Regions from separate parts of the Mus musculus genome. Here regions 2, 3, 4, 5, 6 and 7 are each linked to region 1. A link is a loop called in an ENCODE intact Hi-C map of the cell type or tissue named here. Cell type or tissue: left cerebral cortex. All regions are shown on one strand. Region 1 holds the start of Fat3 (FAT atypical cadherin 3). Region 2 overlaps Fat3 (FAT atypical cadherin 3). Region 3 has its middle 62 kb from the start of Chordc1. Region 4 overlaps Fat3 (FAT atypical cadherin 3). Region 5 overlaps Fat3 (FAT atypical cadherin 3). Region 6 overlaps Fat3 (FAT atypical cadherin 3). Region 7 has its middle 36 kb from the start of Gm39296.

Region 1 (4,000 bases):
TGGCTTTTCAGTTAGTGCTCTCTTCTATGTTGTTAGCAAGTCTTATAGAGACTTTTCATGCTTTCTTCCCTTGTCTAATTTTTGACTATTTAATATATTTATCCACTACACTGGGATTTGTACAGGGTACCGTGGGTGAAAATTTAAGAATTATAAATCTTTTTGGTTCATTCATTAAGTTCATAGCTTTGTCAACAATGTGACCACAATATCACAGGTTCGTAGTAGATTATGTTATAAAGAAATAGATGTTTTTCTGATATCAACAAGTATTATACCAAAGGGTGTCCCACTGAATAAACCATTCGGCAATATTGCAGAGTCATTTTCCCCTAGGTTGCCATGGCCCGTTTCTGCCCTGGGAGTAGAGACTGTTTACTTTACTACCTACACTCTGCCTGAAGGCAGGAGGTAGAGAGTTAGACAGATTTCTGCACTTAGGCGTGAAGTGCCTCTGAGGCCTAAGAAAGTCTTTGGAGGGGTTGGACTCCCACCACATCCTTGCATCTTCAGTTACCTGGCCAGCTTCCCAGGAAGGAGGTGGAAGATGGCCTGTCCTGCTGCCAACACCAACTCCCTGTGCATCCCAGGAGCCATCCAGCCAGCAGCTGACTCTCCCAGTCTTCCCACAGAAGCACTAGAATGTAAAATGCTTGAATCACTAAAATCTTTGATGCAATACTAACAACCTTGGGTCAGTCACAAGGAATACACCATACCAGGAGCATATTTATATGGCAATAAATTTTTAATGCCCTAAGAAAGTGTTTGAATAAAAATAAAATCAGAATAGAATTATGCAAAGGACATAATTGGAGAGCAGGTAACTTTTCTTCTGGCCTTTCTGACTGTGAAGCCCTGGACAGCATCATGCTTCTGTCCTGGAATTAGTTGATGTATGGCTAGCTGTCAGTATTCCTTAGTATTTCCATTAAATGCTCAAGGCAAGCAAGCGGAGCATGCAGAGTGCTTTATGGGGCAGTCAAGGCAGTGCAGAGGCTGCAGAAGGCTTTCAAGGGGGAACCGCCCACCTACTGAAAGTGGAGGGCTTTTCAGATCCTTAAGGCCCCAGGCTTGGGAGAGGAAGACCAAAAAGGCAAATTCTAGTAACTCTTCAAAGGGTGTGACTGAGCACAGAGACTTTAAGGAGAGACAGACTCTGCTCCTGGAAGGGAAATTCAGGAATCAAGAAAAGGAGCAAATTTATCTCTACAGCATGTCTGCGGAAGCATCTCTCTTGGAGTTACTGCTCGGTCCCAGAGTTCCAGAGAAGCTGCCTGGGAGTGGGCACCCTAGGAACCCCCTGGGGTGAAAGCCTGCTTTAGACAGACGTGATTTGCTGTGCAGCAGTGGGGGTTGGGTGGAGGCTGGCGCTGGCCCAGGTTTACCGGGGCTGGCCGTTAGTTAGGAATGTTTCAGAGCTCACAGGCAAGGAACATAGGCTGAAGTGTAGCTCTACTGAAGCAGTGTGGGTGGGGTGGGGTGGGGTGGGGTGCCATGAATCCTCAGACTTGTGAGGATGATCCAGAAGTAAAAGGACCTAGAGGGCACACCGGTTGGTATTGCTAATCACCTGGCTCCCCTGAGACTGTTCACTCATTCCTGTTCTGAATGTCTTCACATCCCACCGTGTTTCAGACTGGGTGGGGGTGATGAGTCATGTTACTTTTTAGTCTGATTCTCTCCCACACAAAGGTGATCCCAGTGATCTGAAAATGCGTGGGAAAGAAATGCGAGTCCCGGGTGGGCAGCAGGAGGTACAGCGTTTGATAGCCGTGCCCACTGTGCTTCAAAGTAGCCTGAGGAGCTTGGGTAAAACCATGTTGGTCTCATTGTGCCTCGGTTTCCTCATCTGGTCCAGAGAAGTCTAGTGTATTCTAGGCAGCAGGCTGAAGAGCAGAGCAGAGCAGAGCAGAGCAGAGCAGAGCAGAGCAGAGCAGAGCAGAGCAGAGCAGAGCAGAGACGATTGAGTGTGGTGTGTGCGCGCTCTCTGAAAACGTCAGTCTGACTTTGGTGCGTTCTTCCAGCCACGCTAGAAGTGGAGGATGCCTAGGCTCTAAAATTAGTCCAGCTTCCAGGCGAGGCGCCCTTAGCGTCCTCCTGCTGACCGCCGGGTCTCCCTGCCCCCCTTTCCCTCCCCTTCTCTTCGTGTGGCGCTCGGAGATCTCTGGTCATCCCCCACCCCCATCCCCCGGAGGACGCGGCTCTGCGGGAGGGAGGAGAATACAGCGAAGCTAGGGGTTTGGCAGTGCGGCGGCGGCCGCCGCGAAGAAGAACCCGGTACCTCTCCACCGCCAGCAGTAGCGGTGCAAGCTGACTAGAGCAGACGCGAGAACCGCTCCCCCCGGCAGGCTGCGCTGTGATCTGGGCTGCGCGTTGGGACCTCGCTCCCGGGTTCCCCACCCCTCCCGCCGCCATCCTCCTCCGACTCCCCTCCTCCGCCGCCAACCCGCAGCAGTGGCGGCGTCCTGAGCGCCTAGCGCCTCCGCTCGCCGCCCTAGCCTCAGCCGGGAGCACGCGGCGAGCACTGCGGCGGAGGCGGCGGGGTGGCCAGCTCGCCCCTAGACTTGAAAGGAAGACCACGGAGGACTCGTCGGGTGCAGGGGCGCATCGCTGACCAAGGCAAGGGTGCGTGAGGATTTTTAGCATGCTTATTTGGGTGCATGGTGCACTGGCTGGGGTGCACCTTTCTCAGAACAGCCTCAGCAACCTGGTTACAGAGAGGCTGTGATGGGTGCTCCGGAAAGCTAAAGCTCTCAGAGAGAGTGGGGGGAAACTTTTCACCTTGTAAAGTTCCTGCCTGGGCGCTGCCTGGAGCTGTGGTCATTACCGCTACCAGCTGGAACCCAGGGAGACAGCCCTGCGGCAGGAGCCAGGAAATGGCACCGGAGTTGGTTAAGTTTAGGGCTAGCAATAAGAGGAGGGCGATCTTTCGGGTCTGTACATGCAGCTCTGGGTCCTCACTGAGCTTTGGCCGTTGGCTGCAGGTGGATGATATCAGGCGGCGATTCCGCTGGGTAGCTGGCGCTTGCAGCACTCAGTAGGAAGAGGGGCAGATGCCGATGGATGCACTTGCAGGACCCAGAGGCGCAAGTTGGGTGCATGCTAGAGGAGGCTATGAGCGGAGCAAAGAGCCCAGCCTCCACTTCCACGGTGCAGGAAGGGTAGCCTAGAATGTTCGCCTGCCCCTGCATACTATGTCTGAGTCTTGGGTTGTGAAAGGTTCTAAATGACAGCCGACTTTGAACTGGTGCGACAGTTTAGCCGAGAAGCCAGGAAAGGATTTCTGTTGTTTTGACGGGAGATGGACCCGACTGCTTTGGGAGAACGCATGATTTTTGGCGGGCGTCAGAACTGACCGTGCTATTTGAAAAGAGAATAGCGGTAGTCTGATCATCCCAGGGATGCCGAACAGCCCTTGCGGCTCCTCGTGGGCACGTTGAGGGCGCACTGTTCGCCGCCCCGAGTTCTTTCCGGAAGGTGTGGAAAAGAAACCATTGGCTCACCGGAGTGCAGTTGGGGATCTTAGGGAGCTGGCTGGGGGTGACAGAGGTGGACTGGACAGATTTCGCGTGGCGCTTGGTGAGCGAGAGGACTTGACCAGCTGGGGTCGCTGAGCTAAAATGCATCGGGCCGGGCTGGAGAAAGGTGGCGAGCCCGGGTCTTTTTGGCAGTATAATGCGGTCACTGTTTCTCCCCCAGCAGACTCTTGTCTCGTGTGTTTTCGGAAGTGTTTAAACATTGTCCAAGATTAGACTTTGCGGAAAGCAACTTTTGTTGCTGTCCTCTGCCCGGCTCTTGGGAGCTGTGGTGCGCTCGGAGAGAGGGTGAGATGCAGAGGGCCGGGTGTTGCCGGACGCTCTAAAGGCACAGCTCTTGGCTCTTGCTACCAGAGGAAAGGGGGCGCTCCTAGATGTGCATGCTGGTGATAGCACCCACCTTGAGGTACAATAACGAGCAAGCTCGGCAATGAGAGTACCCATAAATGAACGTGAAGGTA
Region 2 (4,000 bases), 300 kb after region 1:
ATAATGTGATGTCAGCAAAACTTCCAGAAGATTCTATGAACATCAACCATGCATAGACGTGCTATATGTAATTCAAATGCAAAAATATGTGATTGCACAATTGTGTGCATAACCTCCATTAAGGGAGAAATGATTGTTTTGAGTAAGCATGACACAGTGGATAGAGAGAAGATATTTCAACCACAGTAAAGAGAGTTTCTCCAGTTTTCACCAGTGAAACCTATAAATTTGGGAGCTTCCCATTATACTTGTAGAAAATTATACAGAAATATTATTGGTTGTATAATTGTGTCTCTTATCACTGTCCCCACGAGAGATGGTCAACTTTGCTATAAAAATCCTATTGAATTCATGAGAAATTTAGTGGGCACATGCACAGTTAGGGCCCTTCCCACATTTATTTTTCTCATTTTGCATATTGAACAAAGCTAGAAACCTTCATTAGGAGCCTAGTGTGTGTGGTGAGAATTGAAAGCCCTTCCTGGGTCAGTGGCTCATCACAGTAAATGGTTGGGAATGTCATTTCCAGCAGCTCATGTCATCAGCAGCTTCAACTCTGAATGTTGTATCTTTCCGCAGGCCTTCTGATGTGTGGCTTCTGTCTTTTGTCTGATTGTATGGATAAACTTAATATATATGACAGCAATGTCTCCAAAATCTACTATTTCAAAGGGCAACAAAAACAGTGTCCAGTGTTCACTGGACCATTGCTTAGTCAAACCCAGGGATACAATTGAACATGCATCCTCTCCAAAGAGTAGAAAACTACAAAGAATATACAACCCCTGGGACATGTATAGAATACAACTGATTCAAGACTACTTTTTAGCTTGTTCTCTAAGGGTGTATCTCTACTTCTGCCTATGTGATAATAATAGATATCCTACGGGATACCTGAAGACCGACATGGTCTCTGGTTATCCCCATGTCTGCACCAAGGTAAATTTGGTGTGCACAATATGCTTATTAGCTGCCTGACAAAGGTCTTTGCAAGGAAGTCTCACCACAGGGCTGTTTGGTTATAGAACTCATTTTTAAAAATATGAAAAATAGTAGAAAGACGTAGAGTGTCCTCTGATGCCTATCAACCAGCTTTAACAGCCAAAGTTGCCCAGTTCTGTGCCATCTATGATGCTAATATCTTATCTGCCCATCCAGTAGCTTAAAGACAGCATATTAAGCTGATTTTGACATGTTCATGAAGATATTTGGTGAGCTAAACAAATACACAGATGTCAGCCTTCAAGGGTTTTACTGAAAGCAAGCTCCGTGAGGCTCTGCGAATGGCTGCCTTCATGAGTCAAGACCTTTCTCTATTTGTTTTGTTTTGAGTGTAGAGAACTATTTTGTGTGAGACTAAATTACGAGCAGGGTATAATTTCAGCGTGTCAAAGTGCAGCACAGTGTATATATTCATTCTTCTTGCACTGATCATGGAAAAGAGAAACTCCTCCAAGGACTTGCTCTGAGCACGAAATGTTTGCCATCTAATATGACTTCAACAAAGATTACTTATCGATTCCCAATTCATAATTATTCTATGCCAGGAACTGTGCTGGGCTCCAAGATTTATAAGACCAGATAGACTTGGCATCAACTCCAGCTAGATGCACCAAGAACATTTGGATTCTGCTAGAAGATCCTAGATATGAAGAATGAATGAGGGAATAGAGTATTACTAAGAACATGGGAAGGAGTCTGGATAAACAAGCCGGGTGGAGAGGAGGAGGGGCGGGTGTTTGGAGGATTCTTTAAGGATGATTTCAAATCTGTGCAGCTCAGTGCTGGGGTCCGAGCAGCTAGGACAAACAGTGGATTTCTTCAGAGCTCTGAGAACCAACAGGAGCCCCCAGGACTGCGCATCTGGTCAGCAGGCACTTTCCCATTCAGACAGAGTTCCATCCCCAGTTTTAATCTTGACCTTAACGCCATTGTTTTCTTATGATGGTGATACCGCTATTCAGTAACACTGCACTTCTCTCTGTAGATTTGGCTTTAGCTGAAGATGACCTCATTTAAATGTCACCTTGAGCTGCATTTGAATACAGGATGCAATAGTAACATCAGTCCTGTGCCTTTGCAGGAGCTGGTAGGGCAAGCACGGCTGTTCTTGTACTCTGCTTCCCAGTAGGTGCTTAGCCCTGCTATTACAGTCCCTTGGTCTTCTTCCGCCTACGCTCAATCCCATCAATCCTCCCCATTTCAGTCTCTCTGTGCGTTTAGTTCCCAGCTTTCCTCTGTAGGCGGACTCTGAAAGAACACTCAGGATTGTGGCATTCCTGCAATCCTTCTAAGGCATGAGAAAACTGCAATGTTATGCCTGTCACATATTTGGAGAGAGAAATCTCACCCTTGGGTGAACATTTGGCTCTTCCAGCTTTGCTATCTGCCTGATCATCTAGCCCTCCGTTCATTTCAGTGGTGTGAGATCCCTGGTGTGCCTGGAAGTTTATGTGAGCATAGCCTCTGCCCTGGTAGGATTCTATTCACAGTAAACCTTATGCCGAAGTACTGTCCCCCTCCCCCGCAAACACACTTAAGTCTAAGTAAGCTGTGCTTTCTTCCTGGAGTCCCCAGTTTTAAAGATACTATTCAAGTGTCAGTGAGTTTCATGGGTAATGTTCATGCCCCAAAGCTGATGCGTTCTGAAATGAGCTTTGGAAATGATGCTGTCAGCATCTCAGTGGAGAAAATTCAGTGGAAAATGCCCTGTGGAGAGTCAGGCATCTTCTCTCCTGTGCACTGAGGTCAAGGGATACGTAAAATACTGTGGTCTCCCAGATCAGTTTTGTTGAATTCCTGTCAACCCTGCCATCTCAATGATGAGTTAAATGAAAAGCAGCATAGGGGACACATCATTATAAGCACTCACATGTAAGAGAAGGAATAAGAAATAGAAGTCTTTCAGGAATGGAAGAATGGAAATTAATTTATGTGCAGGTATTTCCACCTAGTTAACTGGTAATTGAAATAGCTAATTGCTGAATGGGTGAGTTGTCCTTGTTCACCCTGTTTTGTTGCCATGACAACAGATCCCTTCATCTTTCCTAATATTTACTGAACATTCAGTAGTTACAATTTAAGGATTTTTTTTCTTCATGACTTCACTGCAAAGTAGAAGCTGCTAACCAAATTAGAGAAACAAATACCATATCAAGATGATACTTAGAATTCACAAAAAAAGTGGATAGTATTATAAATAGGTCATGTCAATAGCTGACAAATGTCATGTTAGATTTTTTTTTTAAAGACTGAAGCCACTATCTTCTAGCTTCTATTCCATTTCCTTTCATTTTCCCCAATTTTTCTTGGAGCTTATATGTGTTAATTTAACATGCAGGATATGGTTCTTTCTCGGGTGCTGAATTCACAAAGACATAAAAAAAATACCCCAAATTTGTCATATACTGAGGGGACCTGTGGGAAAACCTTAGTAGGTAAAAGTGGCCTTGAGTCACAAATGCTCATGCCAATGGCTTCAGAAGGTACCTGAAGGATTGGCCAACTCTATTCTTCTTTCCAGTCTCCCCTGGACCTGGTAATTGGCAGGGAATACAGGAAGCATCCCACAGGATCTTGGCTTTCTCCCAGCAGGCACTTGCCATGTTCCGGCAAACATTCCTTTGCCTTCTGTTCTGTCAAGCAGGCACACAACACAGCTATTGCTCACTCTATTAGGATAAACAGTGGCTCTACCATCCTTAGGCCAAGTCCTAAACTGCAGCATCAAGGAAGCTGCCATTTGGAAACAGGTTTTCCAAAGGTTCAGGTGTAATTAGGTTAAGAATATTAAAATGATATCATCCTGAGTTACCTGTGGGCTTAATCCAGTGCTGTCTAAGAGCCAGAAGACCTGGTGGCACAAGGAGTAGTCACAAATGGTGAAGGCAAAAAAAAATTGAGTCACAAAACCTCAAGACAATGATATCAAAGACCACCCTAGATTCTCCTTTCACAGTAACCTGGCTGATATTTTGATTTTTGACTTTTGGTCTTTGGA
Region 3 (4,000 bases), 1.7 Mb before region 1:
GGACCACCCAACCATCTCAAAGTTTTTTAACCAACGTTGCTGTTCAAAGGAAGAACAGGGACAAAAATATGGAACAGAGACTGAAAGAGGGACCAAACATGGACTGTCCATTCGGGATCCATCATGTCTGCAGACACCAAAACCCACACTGTTGCCCTGGTCAAGCGACTGCTGACAGGAACCTAGTGTGGTAGTTCCTTGGGAGATCTGGCTAGCATATGACCAAAGCATATGTGGATGCTTGGGGCCAACCATCAGACTGAGTTAAAGGAACCTGATGCGGGAGCTGGCAGAAGAACTGAAGAAGTGGAGAGGGATTGCAATCCTGTTGGAAGAACAATGTCCACTGGCCCAACCACCAAGTGCTTCCAGAGTCTAAACCACCAAACAAGGAGTGTACCTGGAGGGATCCATGTCTCCAGATACATGTGCAGAGGATGGCCTTACCTGACAGGAATGGGATAGGAGTTCCTTGGTCCCAGGGAGGTTTGATGCCCCATCATTGGGAGGATGCTAGAGCATTGGGGCAGGAGAGTGTGGGTAGGTAGGGGAGCACCCTCATACAGGCAAAAGGGAGAGGAATGGCAGATGTGAAATGTGGTGGTGGTGGAGGGATAACTGGGAAGTGGAATATCATTTGAGATGTAGACAAATGGAATGATTAATAAAAAAATGGGTGTTCAAGAAATGTACCCTGGCCAGTGGAGAATGTGTATGAATTAGAACAAAGTATAGTCACATGTTTATAAAAAATATACCTTGATGAAACACATGACTCTGTATACTACTAACTTAAAATTAGTTTTAGGAAGAAAAAATGATTTTTGAAAAAGTGACATTTAATTTAAAACTTGAATGATGAATAGCCACATCATGAGCCAGGGAAAAGACTGCTTTGAAGAACCTTGAATAACCATTAACCTAACTGTTGAATGTAGCACTGGCCAAGGGGCAACGTTGTCCAGTGTTGTTTAACTTTTCAAGCCTATTGGCTATCAACTCCACACTTCCGTCTCTCCCTGTTTTGATTTGCTCAGTTTGATGACACAGATACCTTGAATCTGTATTTAATAAAGATTCTATATTATATCTCACTATCTGAGAAATTTCTACATTAATGGAGTCAGTAAAGTAGTAGATATTATAGGAGGGTTACTGAAATCCTAGAGTGTGCTAAATATTTTTGTTATGTATCAGTATCAAAGTGGTGAAATTAGTATATGTATTTTGGGAACATTTCCAGTACTCCTATTTTGTGTCCCCTGCTCCTGTTAAGGAACCCATTAATTTGAGCTACATTTATGTCCTTCATTCCTTGGTAAATGGTGATATTTAAAAGAGTCATTAAATATATTGAAATAGGTGGTCTGAATTTTGAATGAGCAAAAAAAGAATTATTTATGACATTTGTGTGCTTTTGACATGCTCTCGTGAAAAAAAATTTCAGTGGACTTTAAATATTCTATCTTTTGTAGGAATAATATCCAAAGTCTCAATCCATTAGTCAATCAAATGCATGCTACAAAACATATTTGTATACTATTGACAAGACACAAGAAGAGGGAATTGATTTTCTACCAAGAACTATGACTTAGTGAACTCCTCATTCTATGTCGTTAGCTTAGTTCTTGGTAGTACCATCTCACTTGAAATTTGATTTATTGAAAAAAGTACGAGAATAAACACATGATTATATTAGCCAGGCTTTCATTTTTAGAATTTAGTCACCACTTTTTCTTTTTTTCTGGGCAAAGTCATTTTAACATCTGGCAGTGTTTATGCATGCTTCCTATATACCACTAGATGGCAGCCCCTCATCACTTACCATTCTCCTTTAAAACACAGAAAAAAGAGATTTCAAAAGATGAAAATGGAAAGAGAAAAAGATGAGGTTTTAAATTTAGTACATTGTATTTATTAAATTGTATAAGTAGGTTTTAAAGTGAGCTGCTAGGTTGTAGGGAAAAGGAAACCTGTCTTAATTGGAAATAAGCTGACACACTCAGTTGACTTTGTGCCAACAGATCATGTTTCATATTAATGAATTGTATTTTGATTATCTGACACTGTTTTCCTTTCTGGAAATAAGCTTATTGATGGCTATATCGCATGTTCAACTTCTCCTGCAAATGTTAGCCATTCTGTTGCCAAGTTGGGTATTCTGGTGATGGCGCCTTCTGATTTTAAGGTTTGGTCTCTATTTTGTTCCTAGCCTGATGCCTTTGACGCTATTTATAGAGAACTGCAAACTATTTTTGTTTTCTAAAATATTTAAATTTTGTTGAGTATCTTGGGATGCTGCAGATATCTGATAAATACATGCATTTACTGACAATGAAGTCATAATACATAATACCTCCCCAACTGGAGCGCAATACACATTTCCACAGTGGATTCAATACGTGAAACACATTGATGCATTCAAATTGCATCTCCACTACAGGAGTTGACTGTAAGAATTGCTAGGGAGCAAACTGAGACCACCAATTTTCTTTCCTTTAGAGAATATCTTTATTTGAAACCAAAATAATGTGTTTCAGAGTAATTTCCCCAACCTATCCTCTCATTCCATTTATCATTCCTTCATCTCTTTTAGATTTTTTCTACTGACACCATTGCAATGGGGAAAATGACTAAAACCCAGGAAGCAATTTGAGTTTTCAAGTACTGGATATAGTTTCCAATAGAATTTCTGATGTCTTCTCATTTTGTAAAAGAATAACTGTTCTTTAGCATTGTTCTAATATACTACCATTTAATGATGATGGTAAAGATGGTGTGTGTTTATGTAATGATAGCTTTGCATATATTCTAAAGCTTTCTAAGTAGTCCTTGTTTTTCTTGATTAGGTGACAAAGTACATGTTAAGCAGCTTACACAATGAGCATTTGTTTCAGGTCATGGTTTGGGAGTACAGATCTTCATGGAATGGAAGCCATGACACAAGCAGTATGAGGTGGCTGATTCTATTGTATACGCTGTTGGGTGGTTGAGACAGATGAAGGTGCTGCTTCACTTTCTTTAGCTACTCAGCGGAGGACTTCCCCCATGCAATGGTGTCACCCACCTAAGTTAAACCCTTCAGTGAACATCCTCATGGACACATTTGGAGGTATGCTTCATTGATAATTCTAAATCTAGCCCAACTGCCAACAAAGTTGAATCATCATGTTCTGTTTTACCAGTTTAGCTAACTGTTTGTTGTATCCAACCTTTTATTTTTTGGCTATTGACATTTGTGGTTATATAAGACAAACTATATAGTTATGTAGAAACAGAAGAGTACAGGGATTATATATACATATATACATATATATACATACATATATATGCATGCATATATATAATTAGAAAGATATAGAAATATATAGATAGATATTTCATATTTTTATGAATGTTATAATTCAGAGTTATCTGGAAGTATTAAACATCAAATACACGTGCATCAACTTTACTTATTCATGTATTTTTATTTATATAAAGGGTCTCACATATAGTCCAAATTGGCCTCAATCTGCTGATATTCATTCCTTCATCTTCAAATGCTGAAATTAAAATTATGTGCTACTACCCTTGATTTCTTTTTATATTTTTTGTATTTGTTAAGACAATTTAAGTTAAGTTTTCACATTATTTATGCAACCATTTATGTCATCCATTTATATTTATATTAACATTTTATTGACTGTTTGATATGTGGCAAATAAAGTATGAGTAAAACAGTTTGAACGTTTATGAAACTTAAAATAAAGGTAAAATATTCACATGAAAATGAATAAAATAGAGCACTGACATCATTGTGGGACCACATGGCTACAGAGGAGTCAACAGGATAACTTTTCCCTTTTTCTGGAGTTAGAAGAAGAAATGATACAAGCTTTATTAAAGCACATTTGGAATATTCTGAAAAATATGTAAAGATTCACTATGTAAGGTGCCAGGGAGAAGGAATATGTATATTATATGTGTGTATGTGCTGTGTGTGTGTATATGTGTGTGT
Region 4 (4,000 bases), 390 kb after region 1:
TTTCTCTTATGTCTTAGAGTTTGCTGCTAAAACATGCTGACACATGTCCTCTTAAATAAATACACTTTCTCATCTCTACTGATCTGTTTAGAAGTAGCAATGAATTTGTATGTGTGTGGGGGGAGGGGAGACAGAACACATTTGTCCTTAGAATTAAAAAAAAGCAACTAATTCAGAAAGATCTGGCAGGAGAAGAAAGGCATTTTATAAATTATCAATAAATCAGCATATAACCTTTTTCCTAAAATAAACTGCAGCTATTTATATAATCCAGGTGGAGACTGTGAGAAAGGAATTATACGCTAGAGAGATACAAAGAATCTTTGTTTTTGAAAGCAGATGTAAGATGCATGCCATATACATCTGCCAGTGTGGATGACTATTATACAGAAAAGTGACTCTCTTGAAACTCAAGCACATGATTCGCGTTTTTCTCCCTACCTCTCTATTTATATCATTGTTGTTGTATTTGAAATTACTCAAATTATATTCACAGGCCAGACTAGGACACATACAGAAGAAGTTGTATTTTATGACCAAAATTATCACCACTTAAATCTGCTTCCCCCCTCCAAGTTGCTAATGAATTGTTTTACAGGGTGAGAGCATCTTACCAAGAGACATTGTCATGGTCATGAACATGGTGACATTCTCTTAAGTACAGCAGAAACTAGGGGCACATTTGGACGTGGGGAGTGTCTGCCCCACTTGTTTCTATGATCCCAATTTTGGGGAGTAAAAGGTTTGCAAAGCACAATGCTGTGGACTCTGAAGTCCTTCTTGACTATAGCTAGAATTATATTGTTCCCTTGGACAACATTAAACTGTTGACAGCTGAGGCCACATGCTTTCCTGTAAGATGTGATGTTTCATTTTTGATGAGTTCATAAACTTTGAAACACAACAATGAAACTGTTATGGTAATGCACGCGTCTCATCCTGCTCTGCCACAGAAATCTTGATGCTCTGAGCTAAACAGGAAGCGTCCTGACAAGAAGACAAGTCAGATGAGCAGGGGAGGAGCGTGGAGGTCTAATCTCTGCAATTTTGTCAGTCTCCTAAGTCATTTGTCATGTTTCATCACATCATCTCAAGCTTTCTATCCCCTCTGGGACCTGGCTGATCAGCCCTGAAGCTTTTAGCTGTTGATGTGATAGGAAGCCTGCGCTCCCATGAGTGGAGCAGACTATTCTGTACGTGCAAGGCCCAAAGAGCCATTTCCACTCAGCACTTCTTTATTTAGCACGTCCTATGGGCATGCTTCCAATAAAGTCCTACTCCACACCAGGAAACTGGTTCATTAAGCTTGTGAAAGGGCAGGCTGGAGGAGGAAGGGTTGCTCACCAAAGCCATGAGTCCACCTAAGCCTAGAGTGACAGGAGATTGTGTGCCATTGACCCAGTTGGGGAGCATGTTAATGCTATACTGATATTTAGGGGAGATATTGAGATGATTCATATTTTGCTCTGAAGTAAATGTGGGAAGAGGAATTCTAAAGCTGAGGAAATTAGTACAAATTCCACGGGGAAGTATTTGGGATACACTGAGTGAATGTTTTTCTTGAACATCCAGGGTAAGGGAGATAAGGACAAAGGAGTTTAGGAATAGGTCATAATATGCTTTAAGAATGAGGACAAGAATTCATACTGATTCTACAGAGAGAGAAGTTCATATTACAGATTAGTAACCAGGAAGTGACATGGAGACACAGAATAGTAGACAGGATGTGACATAAGATCACAGTTTAAGAGAAAATAGGAAGTGAACCACAAGAGATAATAGGAAGTAACAATCAGAATCACGGGAGAGAACAGGAAATAAAGTAATAGCTTAGTAGAGACCAGAAGTGACATAGAGTCACCGGTAAGAACAGGAAATTACATAGTCAGAGTCAGAGGAGAGACCAGAAAGTGGGAGTGTTAGCTACAAGTGGGAGATTGGAGCTTCTGCTGCTGGTCTGCCAGATGAGCCCACCTCTCTGCCATCTGCCTGTTCTCCTGTGCCTGAGACTAATCATATTCCATCTGAATTTTACATTTTTCATATAAAACATACGCCCACACTCTAAAAGTGCTGCAGTCTAAGCTTATTCTTCCTTTTGAGAAATGGTTCATCCTCCTACTCAGTTGTTCAACTAAAGAACCAAATATAGAAAGCAATAGATCTTCCCATCCTCAAGTACTCCGTCTCCCACTTCCCACATCAAACCAATAATAACCTGCCTCCTACCCTGTGAGTCTGCTCAGGTCCTCTTACTCATTGCCATTCCCCTGGCTTAAAGCAAGACCTTGCCAACAAATCCAGCTAAAATTTCTTCTTCCCATTACAGCTTTCATGCAGCTGCTAGTTATGCTAAGACCATAATGTTAAATCCATGTAAGTTGGAACTGCTTAGATAAGCCCTCATTGCCAATGATGAAATGTATCCCTTCGACTGTCATGAAAGCATCTTCATGGACATGTCTGGACTTCTGTTTTCCAAGTATGTATTCTTCTTCTCACCACCACATTTTCCCACAAAAATGTATAGAGAACATAGTATGTCCTTTTCCTGATTGGCTAGCTCAGACCCATCCTCTAGGACCCAAGATGAATCTTCCCTTTCTTGCATCTTGACATCAATGATCTCATATTCTATACTGTATACTTTAACTCAGGAAACAGAGCTATCAAGTATGTCTAATTTGTTGGATTATAACAAGACAAGTTAGCAAATGGCCTTTCATATCAGACTGTGATCTGCTTAAAGATAGTGACAATCTGACTGATCTTGGTCTTCTGTCACTATGTATAAAGACACAGCTGAAGTTCTGTAGATCAAGGGAAGGACATAAATGATAATGGAACCTTGGTGTGAGAATAGCTCTCAGTGTGTTGTTTCTTTACCAGGGTCTCTGGTTGTCATTAAGTTTATTTTGCATTCTTCTAGGAAATGAGTTAACAAAGAAAGCATCAATGGTGATGTCTATGCAGAACCTATATGGGGTTACACCCACATATCACATTTTAAATAAGCACTTACATCCCTTTAAAGAGTAATGATTACTATTATATCTTAGAAATATAAACATGAGCTATGCAATGAATTTGTTATATTATTTGAGAATTTTCATCCCAGAATTTCAAACATTGCATCAATATATGATGCATTAGGGAAACATGGTCCCTATAGAATATATTCAAATTCGAGATTGTTCATTTGATTGCTTTCTGCATGGATGCCTTCTAGTAGGTTTTTCTTCCCCTTCCCTCTCTTGATCATCTATCTCTAGCAAGGACAGGTTTTGCATTTTGTTTGCAATATTGGATTTCATACAGAAGTAATCATTTGGCCATATATTTGTCCTGAAGTTTTTTTTCCCATTTTTTATTAGATATTTAGCTCATTTACATTTCCAATGCTATACCAAAAGTCCCCCATACCCACCCCACCCCCACTCCCCTACCCACCCACTCCCCCTTTTTGGCCCTGGCGTTCCCCTGTACTGGGGCATATAAAGTTTGCAAAGCCAATGGGCCTCTCTTTGCAGTGATGGCTGACTAGGCCATCTTTTGACTGAAGTTTTTACTCTACAATTTCTCAACAAGAATTCATTCTGGTCACATTTCTCATTGTGTCAGATGCAATGCTGATTCATGCTCAGCTTCTATGAGGCCTTCTTAGGTTGCTTTTATCCAAGTAGATTGTATAGCCAAAGCCATTTTAATACTGAGAGGTTGGAGAGCTTGGAGGGAACTTTGCTTGCCACAGGAACACATGGCATTTCTTTAGATTCAGGAGCCTAATATCACCTAACTTCACACTGTCTCCAAGGTTCACTTGCAGGAGAAGAAAGGTTAACCAGATACCTATCACAATAAGATGTTATTGAACGCAAAATAATGGTTCTAGGGAAAACTAGAGATTTTCGAACATTTAACAGGTACCAACTGTGGCTATTTCATCTACTTCTGATAGCAACGACTCTCTGTCTAATTCATAAGAAGGAAAGGGAGAAAT
Region 5 (4,000 bases), 580 kb after region 1:
GCAGTTGGAAGCAGGTGCCTATGTTTTCCTCTTCTTTGACTTCCTGCTGCAAGATTCTAACCTCTGAGGAAAGCCCTGAGGGTAGAAACCCTGGAATGAGAAAAACCTCGGTGCTCACTAATCACAGAGTTGACTGTGGCTGGGGGGTGTCTGAGTATCGGGCAGAAGGTGGGACTTGGGATCCACAGAGATGCAGGAATTTAAGCAGATAAGGGGCATGAGCTAGTTACAGTTTTAAGACAGCTCTGACAGACCTGCAAGGGACTGAATACAATCTAGAAGGGAGGTGGAGCCAGCAAAGCAGCGTCGGCAGGCTACCAGCCCTGGCATCAGAATGAGACTAAGGCAAGCTCTGTTGTCCACTGGCTTATCAGCAGGTACACAGCTATTTATGTGTCCTCACAGTTTAACAAGTCTTCAGCAGCAGGAGTTCCTGTGCTATGCTATATATGCTGTGGGAGGAGGGCGGGGATGGGTTCCGCATGGTCCTACAGAGCATGTGCAGACAATGGAGTAACTGGTGCTTCTGGATAAGGGGAGTATGACTACGGAATCCTTAAGCAAGAGTCAATTTCAGTAGGAAAACTATTGAAGAGCATCTCCTAGGGTCAGAAGCAACCAGCTCAGTCCTGAGGATGCATGCCTGAGTTCCTTGGATGGGGGCGAGGGGCATCTAGATGTCAAAGAGGTGACAGTTGAACATCACCTGCATACTGCAAATATTACATGTTACATATTGTAGGAGTCTCAGCTCACTGAGGGGTGAGAGAAGGTAGGCTGACAAGTCCTCGCAAAGAAGCGGGGGGATGCTTGTGTGAGAGCAGAAGGCAAAACAGAAAAGAAAGAGGAGGAAGAGAAGTGGCTTCTATAGAAGCCAAGCGTGTGCGTAAGGTTCACAGTATGAATGAAGTACCAGGAACAGAGCAGAAAAAGAAAAAGGAAGATATGGATATGGATGATATAGATGATATAGATATAGATAGATGTAGATACAGTTAGATATAGATATAGATGACATAGGTACATATACACATGAGGGGTAGACCCCGTGATCTGGCGAGAGTGCTGAGGTAGACCTACCACTGCTCCACTGCTGTGTGCCTGTCAGCTACTTGGACCATCACAGCCAAATAATGGGCTGCGCATCACATCATGGGGAGCATTATCAGCTCCTGGAGAAGCAATGGGTAGAATCTGGGCACCAGGTTCCAAGTCTCAGCAGCTCTTAGCAGAACTGCTCTAGGGGCTCAGTGAAAGGGGGCAGAGGAGAGGATGAGACAGCATCTTCCCATGGGAGGGGAAACCTGAGGTGAGGCCTTTCTATTCTAGTGCCCTGTGAACATAGGTATTTTAAATCATGCCCTGAGGTCTTAGCAGGAACTGAGGATCGTAATAGTGCTGTGGAGAAGCTCTGGTTTGATTGCTGGGTTTTGTTTGTTTATTGGGTCTTACTCTTTAGCACTAGCTGGCCTGGAACTTACTATGTAGAGTAGGGCCTAGAACTCACAGAGATCCACCTGCTTCTGTCCCCCAAGCCCTGGAGTTAAAGGTGGGTACAATAACACCCAGCCAAACAACTTGTTTTTATTTAGGAAGTAAAAGGGATTTTAAGTAAAGGCAAACAAAGCACAGGACTTGGGTGGGCCACTGCAGCCACCAGGTCCAGTGACCACGTCGTCCTCAGTGTTCAAGGACACCTTGCCCTTTGCTAAAATAGTGTCGTCTTTTGTGGAACTACTGTTGGGAGATGCATTTCCCCTTTGTGTCTCTCTGCATTTCTATCACTTGTTTATCCAAGGCTCTGACTTCATTATCTAAAAGCAGATGGGGAGTCCTCGTGTTTCCTGCTGATATTACTCTTTATGGGGGAACAATAATGTCTGTGGCTGCAAAACAGGGTAACTATTCCCTTAATCACAGGTCCATGTCTCTTTCTACAATCACATTCCAGGATAATCTGAAGCATATCTTAGAGAACATTTTCCATCCCCACCTAGTTATATGACAGCTTTATATCTAGAATTCACCTCAGGCCCAAAGTCAAATTTTCCCATGAAGTAGTATTGGATCTTATAGAATAGATTTCCCTCTTTGTTAAACAAGACAGAGTTAGAGCTGGTGAGACAATCTCTTGGCAACTAATTCATTTTGGACTTGGCCACCTCAAGAAATGGACCCTTTTATTGCTTCCTACAACTATTAAAATGGAAAGCTGCATGCCTGTGTGTGTGTGTGTGTGTGTGTGTGTGTGTGTGTGTGTATGTGTGTGTGTGTGTGCATGTGTGCGTGCCTGCCTGCCTATTTTTCTATAGCAGAGAGAGAGAGAGAGAGAGAGAGAGAGAGAGAAAGAGAGAGAGAGAGAGAGAACCAACAACTAAGGGAAAACTCACATCTGCCTCTCCTCTTAGCAGAGAACATTGGCAACCCCAAGATGAAACACCACTGCCCTCTAGAAGGCAGAGCTGAAAATCCCACTGATCCCCAGAGAGGGAAGCTGGAAGAAATGGGACGGCTTTCTTGCTATAAAATATTTATGCCCCTGTTTTTAAAGTAATCTCATTTAACCTGGTGTTGACACCACATCGGCTCATGTAAATGACATAAATTAAGTCTGAATGAAGAGCAGCTCCACTCCACCAGCCTCCCTTCAGTCTCCCCACAGTCCCCACTTTGAGGCAGGAACAGTTACTTTCAGCTGACAGCTATTCAGAAGCTCATTTACCATGGGTTAAGGGTTTCGAATCCATAATGTAAATCGCTTGATTGACAGACCTTTGCCCCCTATGGCACAATCAATTTTCCATTGTGGAGCTAACTTATTTTCTTGAAGCAAATCAAAAAAAAAAAAAAAAAAAAAAAAAAAAAACCTCTAAGAAAAAGGGATGGGAAGAGAGAGAGCAAGACTGAAAGACTGCATAAGGCTGAATGTTGTTTCTGCTTTCTCTTGCCGTTCATGAAGACAAAGGGACTGAAGACACAGGAGAAGTGACCTGCTTCACGAACAGTAACAAAGGCAGCAACTCTGAAGTTCAGTCCCTCAGCTCCTTTCAGTCAGACTCTGGAGATGACAATGGTAAGCACTTTCCTGCCGGGTGCTGGGGACAGCAAATGAGGAGAAGGGGACACCACTGTATTGTTTCTTGTCCTGCTCCTGGTCCTTCTCGTTGGCCTTTAACTGTTTTGCACCCATTGTTTGGAGTCTTTGACAGAAGACCTAATAAGGCACAAGTTAGAGCAGGATCTATATGGTGGGGCACATGGATGACAACCTCCTATACCCATGGGTTTTCTTTGATGAGATGAATGATGAGAGAATTGATTCCTCCCCATTGACAGTTCATAGCAAATAGGATACTATGTACCCTTTCTGGGATGCTTGAGGCTCCTCACCACTCTGTTCTACATTAAGGCATCACCTTGCTACACATTAGTTTGGAGATGTAGCAGCTTCTCTGTAGAGCTGTTGATGTCTTTGTTCCATTGAGTTTCATGTCTCATCATTTGGGGTCATTGTATTTTGGGGAACTGATAAAAAAACTATGACCCAGCTCCTTAGAAAAATGCCTGTCTGCCCAGAATGCGGCACTCAAGTCCTTGCAGCTCACAGAAGTCTTTGACAAGTCTGATGCCTCCAGCTCCCATGAACCTGTGCTGCTGGAGAAAGGCCTGGTGCTCCCAACTAGGAGAACAGCTGAGGAGGACAAGCTGGGAAGGAAGAAGCAAGTCATACTAGCAAATATCTGTCACGTGGTGCTAAAGCCAGAGTCACTTCAAGTGACCATCCAGTGGCGTGCAGACCCCCTGAGCCAACACCTTAGGCTGCCCTAACCATTTACCAGCAATCAGCAAGGAAAAAATTAATACTTGATAATGTAATTTTCAACACATGGACCTTGTTAATCCACTGTGTGCCAAGTCTGGGCTCAATGGTTTGAACATGGAAAAACAGAATAGCCAAACCTCTGGGTACACACAGGGAAAGTGACAACAGTTTGCTTTC
Region 6 (4,000 bases), 560 kb after region 1:
GACAAAGCACACCATTGATTTTGTACAACTCTGAAGATGTAGATATTTTATAACAAAGGGACATCTATCTTTCTCTGAATTGTGAATATCATTAAAAATAATCACTCATTTGCCTGACCAATAAGCCATTTCAGTGGTGTGGCTACAGACTTCTCACAGACCAGACACACTTCAGTCTCCACTGCTGAGCCTTGCTGGCAGTCTGATTCGAGAACATGTCATCTTTTGCACAGAAAAAGACTTTAGAACTTGGTAGACAGAGAAGAGTTAAGTCAGAGTGCAGTTTCCAGTGTTAAGATGACTCAGATACTCAAAGGGAAGGAAGCGGTGTATTATCTCCGTGGCATGGCATGCCTATGGTTACTAACTTTTCACTGGGTGACTTTGGGCAGCGATATTCTAGAATGTCACAGCAACAAACCTGATGGCTCAAAATGCTTGATGCTTCTCTGGATAAAGGTGAAATGTGTGGGCACCTAGATTCCTTCTCTGGGCAATGCTGCTGATCTTATATTATTTTTAAAAGGGGGGGGGGAAGAAACTTAGCTCTGTTTGGAACTCACAGGGGGATAAAGTTTAGTTCCTTAGTAGCAGAATTTTTATGCGTGTGGGTACATCAAGTTTGTGTCAATTCTTTCTGGTTATTACCCAGAGGCAATTGGTAGTGATGGGGGAGGAGCATAAATCAAATAATATGTTAATTAAACACTCTTTTATAGAAACTTACATTAACTGCACGTTCACCAGCAGATTTTTCCATGACTGACTGAGGAGGACAGTGTTTTGTAGCCATGGAGTAAAGCAGCAGATGGGCTGGGGCATGGAGACAGAGTCTCCAAAGCTGTCCGTATTCTATCGCTTTATTACGTGCACTCAAAATGCACATGTGGGTATTATCTAATCATTGTCACTGAGGAAGTTTGCTGTTATTTACAATGGCCATTCAGTCTATTTTGCTAAATAACAGCAAAAGCTAGCAATTGTATATGATTATAGGTGAAAGCCCTCTGAAAATAAATGTTTGCTTTCAGACCTTTCCATCCAAGAATGGATATTGCAGAGCAGTGTGTGTGTGTGTGTGTGTGTGTGTGTGTGTACATACATGCTTCATGTGTGATATAGGCAGCCATTCTGCTGCAGAAACCACAGCCCATCTTTGTCTCCAAACCCACCAAGGTAGAGCAGTGCTTTCCAGAGAGCAGGGTGGTACAGGCAGGCCCGGAGTTAAGGCTCAGCATTCCCAGCTCCCTGGCTCTGCCCCACTCAGAGTGGCAGTGTTGATGGGGCATGAATGAATGAGCTGGACTTGCACGTGAGAAAATCTACGAGTCAAAGCAGACATGAGAATCACTGAGTTGTTTGCTACGGGAACTTTCTGAAACAGAACATTTGTACGGATGAGTGCTGTAGAACCTGCTCACTCTATCAAGCGCACCATGCAAAGACCAGCTGGGCTCATTTCTATAAATTCATTCAACATTTTACTTCTTAAGCTGCTGGTGACATGGAAGGAGTGTTCCTGTTGGCCTGTCATTTCTGCCCTTTCACAAGTGTCTATGTATGCTATGCACAGAAATGCAGATGTCATGACATCTCAAGACAGACAGACCACACACTCCTGGGACACTAGACTCCACAAAATCATTTCCTAGATCTAGACCCTTTTGTCTCACGGAGCCCAGCGGTAAGCCCCCTAGTGGCCAAATGTAAGCTTGGTTACATGGAGACCTAGCCTTCCACCCCCCAATCCTAATACCACAGAGCATATCTAAGAAACACAGTCCAGAGGGGACCACCAAGGGTCAAAGGCAATTTCCTCAATACAAGGGAAGCCTGAGTCTACTGAAGTCTGCCTGTGCTCTCTGCCAGCTAGGATCTTTGGGTGGTTCAGCTTTCTCTCCTACGGAAAATGAATGTTCCCTGGTGGTGGCCTTCATGGGTTTGGTAGATGCACTTTCTAAAGCAGACATGTCTCCCCTGGAGCACCCTGACCAGGGATTGGAACAGCTGCAAATTGTGAACAGCTGATCAGAAGGTTCTGTGGCTAAAAATTCATAAACTGTAAGCCAAGGGTGCCCAACTCCCAGCCAACGTGCCCTAATATAGTTATAGATGATTTAACACAGAATTATAAACTTACTCAAACTGTTGGTCGATTTTTTGTGATTTTTTTTCTATTGTGCAATTCTAAACCATAAACTTTGTATTTTTATAGATGACAAAATCATGTCGCAGTGTCACTCAGAACAAATGTTTACATTGTTTTCCAAACCATGTGGTGGGCTATGAATTGTTGGACACCCATGACATTTAATATGTGGCCCAAGAAAATTGATCTTCACACAGTGTGTCCCAAGGAAGACAAAAGGCTGGATACCCCTCGTATATGCAGTCACCAAGCTTGGGCACTCTGGGAGTGCCTCTTGTCCATTTGGTGAAAAGTATAGGAAAAGGCGGGCTTAAGGATGACACCAGTGTTTAATATCCAAATTACACACAAAGTTGGGTACCAGGCAACCCTTGCTTCTATTTGGCCTCTTCTCTCCACTATATCACACTTTTGTAACTTGTTTGGGGAGTGTAAGTGTATGTGTGTGCAGAGTTAACATGTGACCATGCTCCTGCCAACTAGACTAGTGGACCCCAGAAGGGCAGAATAGCTTAGCCTTACCCCGCCCTAGCTTATTGTATACCACATGGTGGGTGTCCCGTGGGAATGGGTGATTTCATGGAAATCAGTGCTATGACAGAGAGGGGTGCAGAAACAAACAAGATATCACAGTGGGTGATGATCCACAGAAACTTTCTTAAATACCACCATGTGCTTCCTGGACGTCCCTATGATTGGTAGCAGGAAGATCTGAGAAGTGTCCTGGCAGACAGTAGAGGGCTTTAGTTCACACATATGCAGATGCACACTGGATGGAACATCTGCCCAGCTGGGATCATACCGTTTCGGGTCTAGACTCATGAGGGCTCTGCATTTCTTCTTGCACAGATTGTGGAAGGCAAGCTGTGGTTCCAGCTGGACTGTGGCAGCGGCCCTGGGATCCTGGGCATCTCCAGCCGTGCTGTCAATGATGGGAGCTGGCACTCTGTCTTCTTGGAGCTCAATCGCAATTTCACCAGCCTGGCCCTGGACGACAGCTATGTAGAGCGTCGCAGGGCTCCCCTGTACTTCCAGACGCTAAGCACTGACAGTGCCATCTTCTTTGGTGCCCTGGTGCAGGCTGATAACGTCCGCAGCCTGACAGACACGCGTGTTACGCAGGTCCTCGGTGGCTTCCAGGGTTGCCTGGACTCCGTGGTGCTCAATCACTACGAGCTACCCCTCCAAAACAAGCGCAGCAGCTTCGCGGAGGTCGTGGGTCTGACGGAGCTGAAGCTGGGCTGTGTGCTCTACCCAGACGCGTGCCAACGCAGCCCCTGTCTGCACGGGGGCAGCTGCAGCAGCTTGCCCTCTGGCGGTGAGTGCACATCTGTGCAGGCGAGGGGAGGGAGTGCACCTGAGGTCTGCCCACTTCACAGCCAGCCCCTCCCACCTTCTCCTGGACCCTCCCAGAAAGGATGGTCCTTTGGATATAACTTTACCAGTGCCTTCATGGGTTGGAGGAGTGGACCTGCAATGGTGGGAAGAGAATTAAGAGGAAGAGGTCTTTGGAGCACACTTGAAAAACGAGGAGAGGGAACTTGGGGTAACCTAAACTAGTTGGTGCAGAAATGAAAATCTGAGTTTTATCTCGGGGAGCTCGGTACTAAAAGCTATATATGGTGACATGCACCTATACCCCAGCACCAGGAAGGGAGAGTTAGGTGACCCTTGGGGCTCGACGGTCAGACAGCCTAGCCTACATGGAGAGTTCCAGGCTGGAGAAGATCCTGTCTCCAAAACAGAAAAGATGGGAAGTGCCTGAGAAATAGCCTTTACACCTTCCTAATTACTCATGATACTAATCACACACACACACACACACACACACACACACACACATACACACAC
Region 7 (4,000 bases), 890 kb before region 1:
TAGTGATAGTATCTCCTCATTTGAGATGTGTTTACCTCTGGGAACATGGGGGAGGAATAGCAAAACTTTTATTTTATTGAAAATGTGCTGGAAAGCAAGTGTATATAACTGTTCTTGCTGGTCCACTAGCCTGTTCTGAACCTAGTTGTGGTGCACAGACATTCTCACTATGGTGCTTCCCTTACTTTTTATGATACTTTCTCTTCCAATACCCACTCTGAATAAGATATCTTAGAATATTTATTACCCTTAACATATGCTAGTTTCATGAAGTAGTTTTTTTTTTCTGTTTTTTCAACAATGATCAGTGATATAATTGTTTTCTGCTCTGCTAGTCATGTTTCAAATACAAATTTAATCCCTCTGTGTATACACATGAATGTGTGTGTGTGTGTGTGTCTGTCTGAATCCTCTCTAATATCTCAGTCTCTCTAAACATTCGATGTGCCCTATGCTTTGGTCAGTTTTAAATCATGAGCCTCAATTTTTATCACAGCATGCTGTTGTGACATTATTTCAGATTGTCCAGATGAAGAAATTGAGGATGAGCAAGTCTTATAATAGTCTCTCTAAGAGAAATTTTATAACAAGATTTTCATATAGCAAATTACATTTTTCTGTTTTTTAACATTCTCCATAAAAATACATAGTTTGTGAACATGAATTGAAGCATAGTAAAGGTATTAGAAGTAGCTCATACAGTTTTGGCTCCTTATGGTCCATGAACTTTGATCTTGAGTGGGGATCAGATTGAAAAATGGAGTGGGATGCTTGGGTCCACTTCCTAAGTCTAGATCTCTGAGGTCCAGTGGTAAAGAAGATTCAAGCTGAGAAAGTATATGTTTCTTCTGTCTTTACAACTTTATTCTCGACCTTAGCAGCTTGCATGGTTCACACCCACAGAGGTGAAGAATGCTTTCTTTACACAAATTCACAGGAGACTCCTTCAGGAAACAATTTCACAAATTTAAGGCAGAACAAATTATATTAATAGCTGAAAGACATCACGAACCCAGAAAAGGAACTGTGTAAAAGTAATTATCAGTTTTCTATAGAGAACAGAAGACATTATAAAATAAGGGGACATTCTAGTCTTCCACTGACTTCTAATCATTTGCTCTATTTGTGTTGTACACATCTGCAATTCAGCCTGCTCCAATAGATAAAACTGTCTGCATGGAATATATGCATAACCCTTATGTAGTGGTACCCAGTAAGCAAATATTAAAGGGCATGCCCATTTTGTAACTCACAATGTCCTCCACAGACATAGCATAAATATAAAATAAAGTATTAAATAAATAAAATGGAAAATTATATGATCCAAGGTCATGTTGCATGTTCTTTCCAAAGTCTGTTTTCTATACTTGTAGAGGAAAGAATTTCTCATTATTCTACTGTGCTTCACAGCACCCTACACTATCCAGTCTCTTGACATGAAAATCATGTCCTCTAATGAAGCAGCTTACGTAATCTTTCTTCAGGTGTTTTTTTTTTTTTCCCATGATTAAGATTTGTTCAGACTTCTCCTCAAAAAGGATATTGAAGAGTGTTGGTGAAATTGTCAGCCTTCTGTGCTAAGTAGGGATGGATCCTGAAAGAGTCCCCTGTGTAAACTGTCTGTCCATATGTTTCTGTGGGAAATACCATCTGGATTACAACTCATATTTTATGAAGCAGGAAAGAAAAAAATATGTTCACAATTTAACAGCCCTGATTCTATGGGAAAGTGGAACTGAATTTAAAATAAAGTTATGTAATTTTATATGAGAACCCACCATGCACCAGACATCATCACAAACACTTTCCAACTTAGACAAATGAGTCATTGTGTTTCCCTTCCAGGAAAGGAAACCCCAAAAAGAGCCAGCTTGTCTTTGTCAGTAATATAGAAAATATGTTCAAAAAATATCCCAAAAGAAGGTGCCTTCAATCATTCTAGTCAGAAGATGGTATAACTGAACTTATATGTCAAGAAAACATCTTTTTCCCAGGGTTATTATGACAGTACCTGCCGTGAACAAGCAAGCAGGATGGTAAATGTCATTGCCCATACTTTCTCTGTTTGAACCAAAAATAAAAGACGATGTTTGAGGGTCATTGAAGGCAGGGTGATGAGCCTGCCTTCTATGGGCTGCCTTAATTCACACATTCACTAATGTGTGAATATAGAACATATTCAATGCCAAACACCAACATTAAGAGTAACTTAAGAGTGAGGCCCAGTTTGGCACCTCAGATACTGATCAGGAATCTCTTGGCTCCTTTACCATGTGTGTCTCTAGAAGGCACTCACTGTCTTTTCTGCTGTATTACTAAGCCATGTTACTTTATACAGTATGATCAGTCTATACTCTTCAAGCTATTTTCAGTCATTAAATGAAATTCAGTAGACTATAGGAAGGATTTTCTAGTTGTTACTAACAACTGTACTAGAAGTATAAGAAGACTTCAAACATGCACTTATACAAACACATAGCATATCTTCTTATGCAAAATATGCATATATAGTCATTGTATTTACTACATATTTTGTCTTAGTTAATCATTGTTCTGAAGATTTGAAAATCACCTACTTAAGGAGTATATGCAATAACTTTTGAATGTGAACTAACAAACAATATTAAACTCATTTAGTGTTTAAGCAATATTCTGGAGTTATAGAAGCCAGAACTTATTCACTGACAAGTTAAAATTGGAGCAGTTACCTAGGAGAACAGAGCTATGTTCATGTTCAGTTCCTAAGGCTTCTTTAAGTATTGATGTAAGTATGATATATTTTTTCATAGTATATTCAGTCAGTTTCTTTGAGTATCTTTCCATTAGACTTAGGATAATTAAGGGCTCAAGGTGGTTTTGGAGCTTTAGTTCCAAGACATGCCACTGGTAAGTGCTCATTGAAAATATGTTTAACAGACCCAAAAAGAACACAAATACCAGAACAGACTACTATACCGAGCAAAACTCTCAATTTACCATAGGTGGAGAAACCAAAATATTCTGTGACAAAACCAAATTCACACACTATCTTTCCATGATTCCAGCCCTTCAAAGGATAATAAAAGGAAACCTCTAACACAAGGAAGGAAATTATGCCCTAGAAAAAGCAAGAAAGTAATTTTTCAACAAACCTAAAAGAAGAGAGCCACAAGAACAGAATCTGAACTCTAAAAACAAAAATAACAGGAAGCAACAATTATTTTTATTTTTCCTTATTTCCTTATTTTTATTTCTATTTATTTTTATATTTCCTACTTTTATTTTATTTATTTTTATTTTCCTTAATACCTCTTAATATTAATGGACTCAATTCCCCAATAAAAAGATGTGAGGAGCCGCCCTCACATTTGCCATTATAAGATGGCACTGACAGCTGTGTTCTAAGTGGTAAACATAGTCTGCACACATGCAGGGGCAGTTTTCCCACCATGTGTTCTGCCTTTCCCGTGATGACAACTGGGCCGATGGGCTGCAGCCAATCAGGGAGTAATACATCCTAGGTGGAGGATAATTCTCCTTAAAAAAGGGATGGGGTTTCGCCATTTGCTGGCTTGCTCTCTTGCACTCTGGCTCCTGAAGATGTAAGCAATAAAGCTTTGCCGCAGAAGATTCTGGTTTGTTGCGTCTTTCCTGGCCGGTCGTGAGAACGCGTCTAATAACAATTGGTGCCGAAACCCGGGACGAGAAAAAACTCGGGACGAGAGTTTACCATCACCGGTGCAAGGAAGATCCCTCATTCCAGAACCAGAACTGCGGGTCGCGGTAATAAAGGTTCCCGTAAAGCAGACTGTTAAGAAGGATTCAACTGTATGAATTCAGAACTTTTCAGCTGGGGAACGAGAGTACCAGTGAGTATAGCTTTACGAGGTAAGCCTGGCCTTGAACTTTCTAAGGAAATTCAAGACAGTCTATCAGAAGTAAAGTGGAAAATGTTTGGCCTTGAATTTTTTCTGGTGTTAGAAGCCCTTTTGTTCCTTTTCACATGTTATCAAGTGGTTAA

Evidence for each region. Hi-C counts contacts between places; a loop is a spot of excess contacts. Peaks named below come from ENCODE experiments on the same cell type or tissue, not always from the same donor. Only the 100,000 strongest peaks of a DNase experiment are listed, where the experiment ranks them.
Region 2: a loop joins it to region 1, with 2.5 times the contacts of the local background. A loop is called at or near these places in 4 of 42 quality-filtered maps.
Region 3: it touches region 1 in a loop (3-fold over the local background); 2 of 42 quality-filtered maps call a loop at or near these places.
Region 4: a loop joins it to region 1, with 10 times the contacts of the local background. A loop is called at or near these places in 6 of 42 quality-filtered maps.
Region 5: it touches region 1 in a loop (2.9-fold over the local background); 7 of 42 quality-filtered maps call a loop at or near these places.
Region 6: it touches region 1 in a loop (3-fold over the local background); 3 of 42 quality-filtered maps call a loop at or near these places.
Region 7: a loop joins it to region 1, with 8 times the contacts of the local background. A loop is called at or near these places in 2 of 42 quality-filtered maps.

The regions. Positions count from the first base shown.
Region 1 is chr9:16,500,501-16,504,500 of GRCm38, reverse strand. Fat3 (FAT atypical cadherin 3) reads left to right here and starts at 2,447. Exons shown (of 26, transcript NM_001080814.2): 1 at 2,447-2,628. In left cerebral cortex, CTCF peaks have their summits at 2,331 and 3,609 (motif pointing right); DNase peaks (open chromatin) are centred at 3,067, 3,355, 3,590, 3,938 and 6 more places; H3K4me3 peaks cover 2,488 bases; H3K27ac peaks cover 2,822 bases.
Region 2 is chr9:16,200,764-16,204,763 of GRCm38, reverse strand. All of the region lies in intron 3 of Fat3 (FAT atypical cadherin 3), which reads left to right. Among named protein-coding and RNA genes, the nearest start is that of Fat3, 300 kb to the left of the region's middle. In left cerebral cortex, a CTCF peak has its summit at 2,239; DNase peaks (open chromatin) are centred at 2,226 and 3,589; H3K27ac peaks cover 876 bases.
Region 3 is chr9:18,227,956-18,231,955 of GRCm38, reverse strand. No RefSeq gene overlaps it. Among named protein-coding and RNA genes, the nearest start is that of Chordc1, 62 kb to the left of the region's middle. In left cerebral cortex, a CTCF peak has its summit at 1,791 (motif pointing right); a DNase peak (open chromatin) is centred at 1,812.
Region 4 is chr9:16,112,238-16,116,237 of GRCm38, reverse strand. The region is part of intron 3 of Fat3 (FAT atypical cadherin 3); the gene reads left to right. Among named protein-coding and RNA genes, the nearest start is that of Mtnr1b, 240 kb to the right of the region's middle. In left cerebral cortex, no CTCF peak of the experiment used is centred here; DNase peaks (open chromatin) are centred at 1,238, 2,100 and 3,697; H3K27ac peaks cover 2,153 bases.
Region 5 is chr9:15,918,237-15,922,236 of GRCm38, reverse strand. It overlaps Fat3 (FAT atypical cadherin 3), which reads left to right. Exons shown (of 26, transcript NM_001080814.2): 25 at 2,960-3,073. Among named protein-coding and RNA genes, the nearest start is that of Mtnr1b, 46 kb to the right of the region's middle. In left cerebral cortex, a CTCF peak has its summit at 2,469; a DNase peak (open chromatin) is centred at 2,471.
Region 6 is chr9:15,937,460-15,941,459 of GRCm38, reverse strand. Fat3 (FAT atypical cadherin 3) reads left to right here. Exons shown (of 26, transcript NM_001080814.2): 22 at 2,999-3,467. Among named protein-coding and RNA genes, the nearest start is that of Mtnr1b, 65 kb to the right of the region's middle. In left cerebral cortex, CTCF peaks have their summits at 1,690 (motif pointing left) and 3,461 (motif pointing left); a DNase peak (open chromatin) is centred at 1,552.
Region 7 is chr9:17,390,966-17,394,965 of GRCm38, reverse strand. No RefSeq gene overlaps it. Among named protein-coding and RNA genes, the nearest start is that of Gm39296, 36 kb to the right of the region's middle. In left cerebral cortex, no CTCF peak of the experiment used is centred here; DNase peaks (open chromatin) are centred at 922 and 1,736; H3K27ac peaks cover 844 bases.